Linked DNA regions of Homo sapiens: region 2 is linked to region 1. The links are chromatin loops, found by intact Hi-C in ENCODE. Cell type or tissue: IMR-90. All regions are shown on one strand. Region 1 has its middle 220 kb from the start of PPARGC1A. Region 2 has its middle 150 kb from the start of PPARGC1A.

Evidence for each region. A loop is a pair of places that touch in the nucleus more often than their neighbours do. Peaks named below come from ENCODE experiments on the same cell type or tissue, not always from the same donor. Only the 100,000 strongest peaks of a DNase experiment are listed, where the experiment ranks them.
Region 2: it touches region 1 in a loop (4-fold over the local background); 2 of 110 quality-filtered maps call a loop at or near these places.

What each region holds. Positions count from the first base shown.
Region 1 is chr4:24,102,098-24,110,097 of GRCh38, reverse strand. It overlaps a transcript of PPARGC1A not described here. Among named protein-coding and RNA genes, the nearest start is that of PPARGC1A, 220 kb to the right of the region's middle. In IMR-90, a CTCF peak has its summit at 4,721; DNase peaks (open chromatin) are centred at 4,227 and 4,517; H3K4me3 peaks cover 539 bases; H3K27ac peaks cover 3,562 bases.
Region 2 is chr4:24,037,868-24,045,867 of GRCh38, reverse strand. It overlaps a transcript of PPARGC1A not described here. Among named protein-coding and RNA genes, the nearest start is that of PPARGC1A, 150 kb to the right of the region's middle. In IMR-90, no CTCF peak of the experiment used is centred here; a DNase peak (open chromatin) is centred at 3,547; H3K27ac peaks cover 1,518 bases.

The DNA.
Region 1 (8,000 bases):
GGCAAATAAGTCACGTGGAAGGAAGCACAGTCTGGTCTTCACCTGTAAAAAGATGGAGAGCTCATAGGGCAGAGTCAGAGACCCCTGCTGGAGGATGGCTGCTGGGGGTTCCTCCTCCCCTCATGCCTCACTTCCTCTCTAGGCTCCTGGGGTTTCTTTCTTCTCCACCTCCTCTGTGGGGATGCTGAGCCCATCTGCAGTAGCTGGAGGACAGGATCTTGGCTCTGCTCCACCACTTCTAAGGAAGCAAAGGTAGACCACGGAACGCATTTTCAAGAACACATGCCTTGCCTCCCTGCCCCTCATCCTTGAACTTGTTCCTCCTTCCTAGCCCTTTGCTTACAACCATGGGGAAGCCTAGGAAGGGAAAGTGGTGTGGGACACTCTACTACTCAGGATCTATTTTCAAGGTCGATTGTAGGGATCAATAATTGAACAGTGAGTTTTAAATATGAAGTGCCATATAAATGCTAAATAGACTTGTAATTGATGGAGACTCTAACATTTCAGATGCCGTAAGTTGGGATGGGAATGAATAGATATGAAAGCTTATTCCATAAATACCATGATGAAGTAACACATTCATTTGTTCAACAAATATTTATCCAGTGCCTCCTAGGAGCCAGATATTATGGTAGATGCTAGAGATACCAAGTGAATAACCACAAAAATAATGCTAAGCCTCCTTCCCACCCACAACCCCCAATCCACAGAAGTTGCATTCTTATGGAGAGAGGTGATAAGCAAACGAATAAAAGTGTGTGTGTGTGTGTGTGTGTGTGTGTGTGTGTGTGTGTGTATAATGAAATGGTGTTAAGTGCTATGGAGAGAAATAAAGTAGAGGGGGTATAAGGAGTTGGGGAAATGTGAAATTTTAAATAAAGCAGACTAGACAAGGCCTGCTGGGGGCCATATTTTAATAATTAATTATTACCAATAAGTTTCAATTTTCCAAATGAAAATCAATTTCAGCCTAGGGTAAAAAAATGCCTTTTCTGTTACCTACATATCCTTTCTAGCAATGGCATTTATGGTCTCAGGTGTGTGTGTGTGTGTGTGTGGTGTGTGTGTGTGTGTGGTGTGTGTGTGTGTGTGTGTGTGATTTTTATAGCTCCCACATTAGGATTTGTTTTTACCAATATTTCCAAGGTCCAAAAGTTCACTAGTACTTTTTTCTAATTCTTTCCAGTATTTTAAATCTTCCTCTTCCCATCTTTTTCTCTCAACACATCCTTTTTTTTCCCCTAAGTTTAGCAGCATCTTCTGGCCAAAGTTACTGCTGTATGTGCTCCCAGAAATTCAAATTCAGTGAACCTTGGGAACTCATGGATGAACCCCAGGCTCCACTGGGTGTTCATGAAAATGTGCACAGCTGTGACTTACTGGTCAAGAGTCCAGGCTCTGGATTCAGCGCTGAGATCTTGTACAAGTTATTTGATCTTTCTGGGCCTCAATTTCCTCATCTGCAGAATGAGGATAATGATTCCTCCTGCAGAGAGCTGTGTTGTGAATTCAATGCGTGGTCCATGGATGGACAGGATACAGCACATTGGCTAACCTATATATAATAGGCTCAAGAGATGTTAGGTGCCCACCTCCTGATTTTCTTCTCATTCTAAGTATTGAAAGATAATTAGTATAGTATAATAATACTTATTATTAGAACTTAATCTTAGAACTAGAGTGGATTGTGGAAATTATTTGGCCTAATGGTTTTAAAATTAATAAAATTATTTTTTAATCAATAGAAGAAACCCTAGTTTTTCCCAGTGAAATTCAGCTAGGAACACTTGTACATAAGGAAGATAATTGGGATTAAGCTTGTTGAAATGGGAGGAAGATGTCTGGATACTCTCAGCATATGTCCCTTGAGACCTCAACCCTCTCTTCTCTCACAGGAGCACCCTCTAAGGCACTTGGAGAAATACTAGAACTTCTTAGCTTTTTTAAGCTAACCAAGGCAATTTAGGCATATGGGAAAGAGACTGACTCTAATCTTCCATCAGAGGCTGTGCATCCTCAAATTCTCCTTGTAAACAGTCAATCACAACTGCCTTCTCCATAGAAAAATTTGAAGTAGAGGACAGTCTTATCCCACCTGCTCTATTTCCTTCCCTTTTTGTCTTCTATTGAATTTTTTCCTTCCAGTGTCACCAGTGGCTATCTACTTGGCAAACCTAATAAATTTTTCATCCTCTTTAATCTCTATGCAGCATCTACAATTGACAGTCTCATCCATTCTGAAACTCTATCACCCTGGGTTTCCATGATCCTATAGCAAAGGCTTGAAGCCAATCATCCTTCTAAATGATAGCTTTGATTACTTCACTCCCTCTCTCAGAAGTCCTCCATGGCTCCCTATTGCCTGCAGAACCAACTGTACACACTACAACTGATATTCAAGGCCCTTCATAATCTATCCAGTATTAAGCTTTCCTTCTAACCTTAAATTTTGTGACTGACCTAGATTATTGTCTGAACATGCTCTACACTTCCAAATTGTGTTTTTGAAGCTGAGAAGGTCTACTTATAGCTGGGGAAAAAATAAGGCTGGTAGTAAAGAAGATGTGAAAGAGAAAAGACTATTTCATCTGGACCTGGTAAGGTGAGTCAGATCGAAAATAATAGGGATGACAGAAAGAAACTGACATACCCACTGCCATTCATTAAGAGTCTTGGAGTATGTGTCTTTGTCAACCCTACTAGACGGAAGTCATTTGAGATCAGGGATCAATGTGTTATTCATCTTCAGAGCTACTATTGTACCCAACTCACAACTCGGTTCATTATAATCTTCAACAAATGAATGCACAAAAGAAGAAATGATTGACTCAATTTGAAGTCTAGAAAACTTTAAAAAGTTACACAAGTGAATACAGTATATTAATTAACAGATTCAACCATTTGCAAAATGAAAAGTAATATAGCAATGTGCTTTTATTATCCAATTTCCTAATGTGTTTTTGTGTTTATAAATGATGCAATTATGCTATTACAATGTATTTGTGTTCATTAATAATTTTGAACAGAGGAAAACCAATGCCCTGTTGGAAGTATTTGTATACCTGGCCTTTTTATCATGGCTTTTCCAGAGGAAGCTATATCAGTTATTTTTTGCCAAATAATGCTATATCACAAAGCACTCTAAAACTTAATGGCTTGAAGCAACCACCATTTATTATTGCTCATGATCTAAGGGTTTTCTGTGCAGTTCTGCTGCTAGGCCAGGCTCTGCTGATCTCAGCTGGGCTCACTCTTGCATCTGAGCCAGCTGGTGGGTCAGCTGGGGGCTGGCAGGTCATGTGAGCAAGGATGCCCTTGGCTTTGCTTTAAGACTATTGACCGAAGCAAGGGACAAGGCACTTTTGCCACAGTCTATTGGCTAAAGCAAGGGACAAGGCAGCTGAGATTCAAAGGGTGGGGAAACCAACTAAACTACCTCATATGGTGGGAGTCATTGCAGAGTCACATGGCAAAGGAAATAGATACAGGGAGGGACAGAGAATCGGGGACTTCTTTGTAATCAGTCTGCCATAGAAGATCTACATGCCTCTTTAGTTTCTCTTGAGATTAAGAAGGAAACTAGGGACGATTCTTGAAAGACCCTGGGCTTCCTTTTTCTGTTGAGGCTCAAGTTGCTACTTGAAGGTGCTCAAAGTGTTGCCATTCGACCTGCCCCTGAATCAGGTTCAATTCTTTAAAACCTAATTTCATATTCTGTCCTTTTCATGCCCTCTTCATTTCTTATCTTCTAGCCCAGGAAATGATAGATCAGTTGATTGTTGCCTTTGTGTCTATAATGAGTATAGAAGAAAAAAAGACTGGGAAATTCATAAGAAACAGATACATGGAGAAACTTAAAGGAGGCATCTTTCGGTTTGCCTCTTTCTGGGCTTGCTTTATTAAAGGCAAAATCTGGAAGAAAATAAAGTCTGCGGGCATCTTTTTTTGGCTTGGGCAGGATCTAACTAGGTGTGTGAGGGCATCCGGGGGCGGGGAAACGAATGGAAGTGCTGATCTGGGATATTGGAAGGCACCAGAAAGAAGGGACTGATCAATAGCTATTTTTCAACTGCGTAGCATAATTTGTGTCAGGCTGCTGAAATGAGTTAGTGCTTCATAGTTAATGGCTGTGAGCACATTCCTTTATTGCAGCACTCTCCAAAATGTTTGCCGTCAACAATTCTAAAAGGCTGTGAGTGACTCACAGCCAAAGTGAGTAATGCACTGGAACTTCGTGAGCTGGGGCCTCTTCTCCGAAAACCTTCCCCTTGGACACCATGTCTCTGTATTTACATCTCCGGCTTGGCTGCTCCTCAAATCATCTAGTCTTCTTGCCATCTTGTTTGGATATCACTCTTCTTTCAAGCCTCTCTTCCTTTATTTGGGGATTTCCTGGTTCCACCACTCAACCCTTTCTTAGGCTCTACACAAACACCATTCGCTTATTATATAAGGGTGGTCCATGGACGAGTAACATAGGCATCATGGAGGAGCTTATGAGAATGCAGAGTTCTGGGCACGACTCCAGACATACTGAATCAGAGTCTGCATTGAAACAAGATACCCAGAAGATCTGTGTGAACAGGAAGATTTGAGAAACACTGGACTATTTCATAAACATTGATTTTCGCCCCTGCTATTTCCATTCCCTCACTTTTAACGTCCTCAGGCCCTTTTATCTCTTACCTTAGGTTGGAAAATACCTCCCCCTAGCTTTTCACCAGTGATCCTAAAGTGTGATGAGCTGCCAAGTCAAGGATTGAAATAAAGTCCCATTAGAAGGTTTGCTTTTTCAAGGTTGTGTATTTGCTTGGGTCATTGGAAACTGGTGGTGGCTGTTTTCTTCCTCTGTAACGTGGGATAAACCATGAAGAAGTCTGAAAATTACACAATTCTATAAGCAAAGTCCACACTATCTTACCTTCACTGTGCTCTAGTGTTAATCAAGCCTTTCTGCCAGAAGAATGGGTGTTGTGTGTGACTCGAGGCATATTAGAAACATGTTCCAATGTAAATAGCTCCCACATGAGTGAGTTACACCCATTCATTGAGTGCTCACCTTGAACCACGTGCCATACATGGGCGTTGCATGTTCACACTGTGATTTAATATGCACATCAGCCCAGTGAAGTATGATCCCCATTTTCCAGATGATGAAATTGAGGCTCAGGGAAGGGAAGTAAATTGCCCAAAGTTACACAGCTGGTGAACTGCAGTATTTGAAAGAGGCTACATTTTTAAGTACCGTGTGATTTCTCCATCTGCAGATTCCTTTCTTTAGCTGTAAAAGGCTTTTTCCTCAGGGTTTACTGGGCATATATTTTTGGGGAGAGGCGTTGCACCAAGCTAATTGTTGACCTTCTTCCACATCTCGTCACAGGTATACAAACAGCCCCATTCCTGCTTTTGTCTTTATTGTCTGATTCACATGCTTCCTCCAGTTTGATGTTCCTTCTGATTGCTTCCAATGAGATGTCAGCTCTCTCTCTGAATTGTGTTGCCCACAGTCCTCTGGAAGCTCTACTTCCTTGTGGAATTACCACTCTAACAAGGACGGTCCATCCTTTGCTTCCCTCTTCTCCCTTTGCTTTGCCTGGCACTGTGCCTGGCAGATCACAAATAACACGTATTTGTTCAGTGAATTGAATCTGAGCTGATTTCTCTCTGACAGGGACCTTGGGAGTGTCAGAGCCCAAGTGGGGGAAAGGTTGTTGACAGAGGAGAATTTTCCACACAGCCTATTTCACACTTTTTACCAAGGACCTGCACAGATCTCTCTTAAAATACAGTCCACAAAGCACTGAAGCTGCAAGAAGGATGAGTAGGAGATAAAGTATGTGATAAACCCCTATAGCCACCCGGGCCTGGCCTCCACGAAGAGGGCGCCCACTCTACTGTTAAGGAGCTTTTGCTGCTTAAACATCTCACTAGCGGAACTCAACTAGGAAGAAAGCAGAAAACATGTAAAACTTCCTCTTGGAAAGCTATTCTGTCTTTGATTTTTCAGAATGTCTTCAAGTGATTTGAGTCTATTTTTAATACCTGTGAGACATGATGTTGTGAGGAGAGCTAAATATAGGGGCCACATCCCCCTTTCTTTTATTCATCGGCCTTAATCTTCCTAGGAGGAAAAGAAAATGCACACGATGTTTCACCACGGAGTGGTGACGTTTGGCCTGACGGGCCCGGCTGAAAGGAAATTCATAAATACTGTGTTGGAAATAAAGATAATGAATGGATGCTTTTTGGAGAAAACGTTAAGTGGGAGTTTATTTATGTTAAACCTCCCCTGTCTGCTGAAGACTGCGAGATAGTTCCTCTTGTTTTCCTCGGGGTCCTTTGGGGACAGCAGTCAGCCTGTGTTACTAGAGTAGGCTTCAGCACCCTACCAACAGCCTCCAGAAGAGCAGGACACTCAGCCAAAAATAACACACAGCATCAAAGCGGCAGCTATAATTCCGGTTCATTTTATACTGACGAGGCTTTTTTTTTTTTTTTTGGAAGAAGGCATTAAGCGCATCTTAAAAGCAAAACAACTTTGTGAGTACTCATTGGACCAGAAGGAGAGACTAGTGCTTCTTGCAGCAGCTGTGAGCCCGAGGGCTCTGTGTTGGAGGGCTCTGCTCTCTGTCCTGGGTGCTCTTTCGTGCTTTTCTGTATCCTACACACCTTCAGGCTCCACATTTCCATTCGTTTTGGGTGGATCTCTATATTATCAGCATCTGGGATATGGGTTGCAGAAGTCCCTGAAGTGAGTCTTTAATCTGGTGCCAGGTGCGGATACCACCTTGAGTCTTTTGTTGAGGAGCTGATTGAGAAGGGAAGGCAGTTGAGAGTGTGGCTAATGGAGAGGGCTCTGGAACTACCCACTCGGCCAAGGCTTCCCCCTTTCAAAGCCATGAAAAGTTTTGGAACTTAATTCTACTTTTCCATGCTTCGGTGTCCTCATCTGCAAAATGGGAATGATGGTGATATCATGCAGAATTGTTTTAAACATTGAAGCGCATGGGGTGTTGCAGCTGGTCAACATTTTTGAGCCTCTGAGCTTATCATTGCAACAAACAGTGAGGCCAGGGCAATTTCTGGCAAGGTGGCATGATTTCAAGCCCCTGGTTTGATATGTTTACTATGGTTTAACAACCATCTCCAGGGCAGACTTGGCTTAATTTGGTTTCTAAATCTGTTCACACTCCTGATTCGCAGTGTTGTTTTCAGTGGGATGGCAGCCTCGGCTTTAGCTGGGAAGTTGTATCTACAAGTGTTGTATCTGTGCTCCATGTGGGCTGCCTTCTGGAGAAGAGGCCTCCCACTCTTTGCCTCCCTGCCGTTCCTCTATAAATAAAAGCAGCCCACAATCCCTGCCAGGAAGATGGAACCTCAACTGGAAGTATTTGAGGATGTCTTCCAATGAGGTGGAAATCAAAAGTTCCCGGATAGCACTCTTTCTGCCCAAGTCCAAGAAATACAATCCCCACCCACTCCGTAAGCCTTCTAAAAGAAGATGTAGTTTTGCATCTCTTTGCTGTTAAATGCAATTCGGAAAGACTTAACATGTCAGCTGCTCTGGGATTGTCCTACCTCCAAAGGGGACCCTGGAAGAAACAGGGCCTCAGGAGCTATTAGATCAGAAGGACCCTTGTCCCCAAATTTCTCTGTTCATACAAATCAGTGACTGAAGTCTAGATGAGGAGAGTTTATTAGCCTGTGTGGACATCAGTGTTGTGTATTAGTCTGTGTGGACATCACTGTTGTGTAGGTATCCATGGATATTTGGATTTGGAAATGAGCCTGAAAAAAAAGAAAGGAATCTATAGTTTAGGGTACCATGAATTGTTCCCTGTCCTGTGGTCTGTACTGAAGTGAAACATTTTAGAAACTATTGTATTTTAAATACCACCATGATACTCTTGTTTTAGTGGCACCCACTGAAGGTGGGACAGGGTCTCCATGCTGCTCTTCTCCAACGACACTGTGACAAGAATGGTGATTATTGGAGC
Region 2 (8,000 bases), 64 kb after region 1:
TTTTTGGTAGTTATATTGATTTTAGACTGTGAGGTCAGGAAAGGCCTAATGTATTTATTATGGGTTGAATTATGTGATGAAGCTTTAACTCTCAGTACCTGTGAATGTGACTTTATTTGGAAATAGTCTTTTAGTCTTTTCATAGTTAATCAAATTAGAGTAAGGTCATACTGGATTAGTGCAGGTCCTAATCCAATTACTGGTGTCTGTATAAGAAGAGAGAAATTTGAAGACAGACACACGGAGGAGAAGTCCATGTGAAGACAGAGGCAGAGATTGAAGTGATGTATCTACAAGCCAAGTAGCGCACCAAGGATTCCTGGCAACCACCAGAAGCTAGAAGAGGCCATAGAGGATTTCTCCCCTGGAGTCTTAAGAGAGAGCATGGCCCTGACACCTTGATTTTGGACTTTTAGCCTCTATAACTGTGAAAGAATAAATGTTGCTTTAAGCCACTCAGTTTACGGTACTTTGTAATAGCGCCCCTAGGGACCTAATTCTGTGTTTTATGTGACAGTACCAAACACAAGAAGTGTTCTGGCAGAGATAGGGTGGTGTATCTTTGCTCAGCATCTAAACTAATCACTGATTTTAAAAATATATTTATATTACAATATTATAAAACTATTTTATACTTATTCTCATATCACATTTCCACAGTAGAGAAGAAACAAAGGCTTGATGAATTAAGAAACTTGCACCAGTTGACATAGCAGTGAGTGATATTGAGGGCCTCTGGCACCTGCACACATTCCTGGAGCTAGAATGATCTCTTCTGTGTAAGAATTAGGATGTAGGCTCTTGCTGAGTCATCATGTACCACCCAGGGAAATTAGGAAGCAGTGACCCTGCTGGCTGTGGGTAGTTCCCCCAAGAGCTTCTGTGCTCAGTAGGGCTTAAAATACTTGCCTGGGTGGAAAGGCTCACCTTTCTTTCTCTCTGAGCACCGCCCAGAAGTGCAAGACAAGTGCAAATAAGGAGTTTTTCTGAGTTGTCATGTGAGCTGTGTGCAAGGAGGTTTAAGGACTGTTGCCCACTTAAAATGTTTCTTTGGGTGTTGCCTAAGTGGCCTGCCAGCTGCTGGAGGGTGCAGTGTGCTTCCCAGTGACCAGCCTTGCCAATTAACTGGGTGCCCTGTGCTCTGGTGGAACTCTCTGTCACCACATGCCATTTTGAGATGCACCCAGTGCTCTTATGGCTCAGAAGTTCTGCAAGCTGAATGTATATGATGTCTGAAATATCGCAGAGCAGTTCAATATGCCTAAGCCCACATTTTTCATGCCAAACCTGGGATTAAAGACGCCATCTTTTGGCAGAATGAAACCCGTTAATGCTGGTGGGTAGTTAGGAAGCATGCATTCTTTCCTCAAACACTTCCAAAATGGCTGCTCTGACCCTACAGAGGCTTCTGTGAATCCGTGAATCCGCCATGATTTTGACTAATGATGCTGTATTTCCTAATACTTTTGCTGTGCTTGCAGGCATCAGAACGGTTCTTTTAAGAGACTCATTATGGTACAACTCAGATTAGAATCGGACCCTCAAGGTCTTTTAAAAGACGAAGGATTTGTGAGAAACTGTGACCAGGATGACAAAGTGGCGTCTCATTTGCTTTTTATGTAAGTGAATGCTCAGGAAAGCTGAAAAGGAGGCTGTGGAAAAGCCAGACTCAGTTCCTTTGGTAAAGGCAGCAGGGGTTCTTGTTTAGACTCAACTGCCATCTTCTTGAAGGAGCTTCAGCCTAGGCGTTACGGTTGACATCTCTTAGAATGCAATTAGTGGTAGTGTAGTGACCCAATTTGACGCTCTTTGTTAAGTGAAAGCCAGCGTACACTTATGGCATTTCCAGGCCACATTGATCTACATGGATGATATACTCAGAAGCCAAAACCACTGGCTCTTTCTTAACCTCAGAATTGAGGACAGGTGGTTTCTTTCAAATGTCCTTCCTCCATGTCTTTCCAAGTTATTTATATTGTGGCAGGTAGGGGCAGTGGAGGACAAAAAAAATAAACAAAATTCTATTCAATTTTCAAGTTTCTTGCTATATAGTAACCCGTTTAAGATAAAAGCAACAACTACCACAAATACCATAGCTATGTTTTAAGTATGTTGTATATACAATCCTCTTAGTTACCTAACATTATTTACCCCATTTTACAACTAGGTAAAATGAATCTAATAGTTTACAAATAGATAAACTATTACCAGATAAATTACTGGGGTTGGACTGGAGAGCAGTGGGTAGAAAGGTATAGAAAAGATATCATAACATGCGATCGATGAGGTAACATTTAAACTGCCCAAGGAAAGGCATTCTGTATTGGTAGAGGGAAAAGATGAGAAAAGGGGTGTTTATAATGAATATGATCCTCCAGGGAATGAGGATGTAATTCACCTGGAACCCACAGTAACACGGAGTAGAAAAAATGAAGTTACAGTAAAGCCGGTGCCAGACTAATAAGGGTTTTGAGTCTCAGGCTGTAGAGTTCAAACAATTTCTTCTTTCAGTAGGGCATGAAGAGCACTCGAAGAGTTTGAACAAGTTGAGTTGGAAGGGGGATGATCAGGACTGTGCTTTTAGTAAGATTAATTTGGCAGCAGTGTATTGGATGGCGTCGGGATAGGGGACATAGGTGAGCTGGAGACAGCAAGGAGGGAACCCTTCTTTGGGCTTCTGAATTTAGCTGCCCACTTATTCTTTCAAGATTAAACAAAAGTCATCTCCTGATTCCATAGGAGAGGACCTGTGTGGGGAAAGGAAGAAGGAAAGGCACCCCAGTTTTCTGATCCCAAATAGCTGCCTACAAAATTGGTAGCTTCCTGACAGATTAGGTCATCATGAGAAAGAAAAACCAAATTTTGAGGCACTCTCTTGGTATTGCTGATTACTGCTGTTAATGAGAGTCACCAAAACAATCAAGGAGATCTTTGTTAACAAAGAAAATAATGTCAGATAATAAAGAGAGATGCTTCACTACTAATACTCTATGTGAATGATGCAGTTTATGTATCTATGCATTCTTCAAAATTAAGAATCTTTTATACCAATCTTATTTTTTGGCCTAAAAAAGAGAATAATTTATATACCCATAGGGCACATATGCATTTATATACACTATATCATGATATTTAAACAAGTGTATATATTTTAAAAAGTGACTTTTAACTACTGGGTCATTAAGATGACTGACATGAGAAAGCAGACATCACCTAAGGTTTTTATTCACATGGTCTTCAGTTGACATTTATGTGGTCCGGTATCTATTGCATTGGCTCCTTTGTTCCCCTCTGTGTTCCCACACAGAATAGCTTAAGCTGTCAGTGGCTTAAGGAATATAAGTAGCATGTGTTTTCAGGAATCAAGGATTATGCAGTACACTTTAAATTTTAATAGCCACTGATAGAGACCTCAAGAGATTCAAGCTCACTGGAGTGTTGGACTTCAGCTTGCTTGCTTTCTTTCATCTATAGAAAGATGCTCATTCTGGACTACAGAGAAGGCATTTAGGCAGAGAGGATGACTATTTGAAGTGGAATTTGTGTTGCATCACAATCCATGCCTGTTTTCTATTGGGGTGACTTGGTGTATACATTTTTTAATATTATGAAGCCACCAGTGTTAATAAAAAACAGCTGAATACATATTGGCATCCTTGGAGATCAGGCATGGGAATGCTGAGCGGGGCTGGTAGACAGTAGAACTTTAAGAAATCTCTTTCAGAGATTTTTGAAGACATTTACTTATCAGTTGTCCAGATGGCACTTGAAATGATTAATAATAAACTTTACAAGGAGGTAAAACCATGACTGGTGGAAAACACATTCTGAGTGTATATGTGATAAATACATAATATGAGAAATACGGAAAGAAGTAAAATTAAAGATTCCATATACAGTCATATTTTTAGGTTGATTATTCAGAGATTTCTTTCTTTTCTTTCTTTTTTTTTTTGGTGGGATGCCTTCTGATAACCTCATATCTCACAATCTGACACCTGAAAGTAGGACTCTTTAAAGAACAACTTGTTACCCATATAATTCACTCCTGAAAATAAAAACTGTTTTCTTAAAAATCACTTTTCCATAGTAGGATTCATACTTTGGGATCCATGTATGTGCTTCATGGGTGTGTGTCGAATCTTTGACATTGTATCAAAAAGTTCATGTTTGTGACTATGTGCATTTTCTGCAGAGAATGATCTCTATATACTCTTTTCATTTAGGCTTTCAAAGGGGTGTGTAACCCTCAACAGGCAAAGAACCACTGGGTTAATAGAAGGTAGACATATCTGTAGGATTCTGGCAGGTAGCAGATGGCACATACAAATGGGGTTAGAGTTTAATAAAGAGACTATTTTCGAGATATGGGAAGGGTTAAAGAAATCAGCAGGTGATGACTCCCCTAGGGCTAGCAACAGTGGGAGGCCAGGACCACCTGGACCTGAAGATGCCACGGAGGGAGCTAGTTCCAGAACTCAAGAGAGGGAAAGCTATCACTGTTAGAGAGGGAATACTTCAGGAGTGTAGCCTTTGGTGGAGAAATGCAGCCCTTTCTAAACTGTGCCCAGCAGGGAGGAGTTGGAGGGAAAACGTCCCACTTCATTTTCCTCTTGACCTTGGCTCTATTGTTAGTGCCTTCCAATATCTCAACCTAATCAGATGTGGAAGGCAAGAAAGCCCATTGACACAATCTTTAAAGGTCAGTCTCCCAGGCACAGGCAATAGAGAAGGGTGAAGCATAGATCTGGAAGAGCAAATAGAGAATTCCCTGCACAGGGAAACCTAGCTAGCATGTTTCATTATAATCCCAATGTCGGTTCTCCCACTGCCAAGATGAACTGTAGCCAAGTTCTCCTATAATAACTTGAGCAGTTTAGAAATAGTCACATCCTAGACTAATGCAGCTTTTTCTATTTGCATGTTTTCAGTCTTCTACTTCTAAAGGATGGTTTCTAATTGAGCCCGGTGAACATGAGAGAATCAGCAGCTTAAAATGAATTTCATGTTAAGATAATTAATATGGATGTTGGGAAAACGTTTAAGGAAAGGAGATAGCATATGAGCACATTTTGCTAAAATGTTAGAAAAGCAAGGAGGAAAAATAGTAATTTATTCCCTGCTATTGAAACAAAACTATGGTTGCACTATATTCAACAGAACTTGTAGTTTGTTTTTATTTCAGCGAAAGACTCAGATCTGTAAGCTCCGGTGTTGCATTAACTCATTGTACAGAGTTCATTATTGTAATTAGACTGCTTTTTAAGTTTATTAGTGGACTCACTAATGTACTCTTAAAAAGCTTTATTTGGAAGGAAGTCAATATCCGAAGCCAATAGAACCAAAGAGCTTGTGCCACACGCTCTCTTGCTGAAAATCATGTTATCAATTTTCATGTGACTGTTAATCAATTAGAGTGACAGAGAGATGTTTTGAAGTCAATTTTCTGTTTATTGCTAAATTAGCATTTGATTACATCTGCTTATTTTGGGTTTCAAAGAGGCTATGGTTTCCTTTGTCAAGAGACAGAATGGAGGTCAGTGATGAGAAAAATCATTTGTGCTTTTTAAAATATTTGCACATTAAAATGCAGAGTCTACAAATAGTCACAGGGCTAAGATGGAAGATGTGTGTATGTGGCTGGATTGGAACAGGTAGCATAGGAAAACTGATCTGATGATGTCGTACCTAATGCAAAGATACCTAGTCAGTGTGTAGCCCAGGAAATGAATCAAGTATTGGATGTCTATTGGTTGGTTATCATGTTGTCCTCAAAATAGACAGAAATTCAGTTGTTCAAACTGGAGAAGCATACTGTATATGTATACTGTCTTCAGGATGGGATGTGGAGATATCCTGGCTATTGTGGAACAGTGACAGTGCTATGTTGTGGCCAAATGGTTGGTTAGATATTGAGAGTGTCAATAGCATTTAAATGAAAGCTATGAAATGATACAGTGAAATGACACTGGACATGATGATGATGGTGATGATGATCATGTTGATGGTGGTGGTGGTGGTGGCAGCAGTGGCTGTGGCTACGTTTCTATCGAGTGCTTACGTATGCTTAACACTAAGCATTTTGGAGAACATACTTCTATAAGCAACTCTAGGAGTTGTTCTCCATTTGTGGCAAGTTGCTTTAGGAATTACCATCTTTCTTTAATAGAGGAAGAAATGAGGTTATAGAAAGATTAAGTAGCTTGTGCATCACTGAGGTTGAGTTTTGTCCAATTCCAGAGATTATGAATTTGACCATCATCCTAGATGTTCTCACTTGGCATCAGAGGCCTCTTTTTGAGACCTCCCTTTGCATTTTATAAGCTGACTGATCTTTGGGCTCCATTTCCTCATACATAAAGCAAGGGATTAAGCAATATGAGCTCTAAGATTCTTTGTAGCCTTAAATATTCACATTCTAGAACTATCCAGAAGGGAGCAGTTCCTCCCAAATGTAGAATATTATGCCAATATTCCAATTATAAATCAAATACTAGGGAATCTGGAATGCAGACATTATATTTCTCGTAAGAACCTCAACTCCTTGCAATTGTGTGTTTTCAATTACTCGGTGGTGTAATTGAATCACTAAAGTATAGCTTCTTAATTTATGTTGTATAGCAGGTGGACAAGTTTACTATCAGGAGTGTTGCACATTCTGACTTTTATCCCGTTAAGATATGCTTCCAATTGGAAAGCGAATAAATTACTTGGGATTTGTCGATGATTCACAGTTATAGAGGGAACATTAAAGCTTTGGGATGGCAGAATGTATTTTGTCCATATATTTGGACAAGTGAAGTTGAGTTTAAATTACTTACGATGATATTTAATGGTGGGCCAGTAAATGCACTGTTGTCTGTTTCGTGAATGTAATTAAATTGTGTAAGACAAGACCTCACTGTGGCTCTTAGCTTGTAAACCTCTGTGGTGACGTGAGGTGAAGCTGCCAGTGTTCTGTGGGGAAATACCAACCCCAGAGTTAAAAGGGAGGATTTGCTAGCTTCTGCCATATATCACTTGCTCTATTTGGATTCTGAATGCCCATCTCAGTGTAGTGTCTGGTATGCACTTACAAAGTTTAAATAGAAATTAAACTGGAGCTGGGTCCATTGCTGAATATAGCCATTTGCTTCATAAACACGACTGAAGAGGGAGTGAAAAAAAGAACTGAAAGGAAAAATCCAAGCCAGCAACCCAGATAGAATGACTCTTCCCCTACCTTGAGGATCCCGGAGAAAATATCACCCTGAGGAATAACACTAGGAGTGGTTTCAGGGTCTGGATATAGAATGTTATTGCTCTACATTGGAAGAGAGAATTCGAATTTGCAGGCTGGATTCAAATAACCTTGGAGGGTTAGACTCAGGAGAGGTAATTACTCTAGAACATGGTCCCTGAAATATAAATATCAGTTACAGACTTTGAGTTAATTGCATTGGCTCAAGGGGTACCCAAGTTATGGAGGATAGGTGCTACTGATTCTATCCATTAAAGGAAGGCTTAGGTAAACTCTAATGCACCCAGGTCAATCTCTCTGTTAGTTGAGTCCCTTCTGAGTTATAGTAATCTCACGTGGAAGTGACAGAGACATCCAGGTCTGGTTTTGTAGAGGGGCTACAGGCAATCCTGAGTCGCAGAGTTATGCGAAGCAAAGCCCTAGGCACTTTATGTTATTTTGCTCTACAAGGTCATGCATGACATTCTCCTGGTCATCCACTTATATTTGGGCAGGTTGTTTACTGCACAAGGGAAGTTGGTTTGAGAGGGCAAGTTGGGGGCTGAAATCCATTCTATTCTGTGCTTGCTGAACTGTGTGCCATGGTGTGGGGCTAATTGTGCTGGAAGAAAGTGGGTATCTTCATTGATTTTGAAAGAGTTGCCATTTAGACTACTAGCAGCCTGGATTATTCTAGACATTTAGGTCAACACAAAATTTTTGAGTGCCTACTTTTTATCAGGCACCAAGCTAAGCTCTGGTGGGTATGGGATGAGCAAGC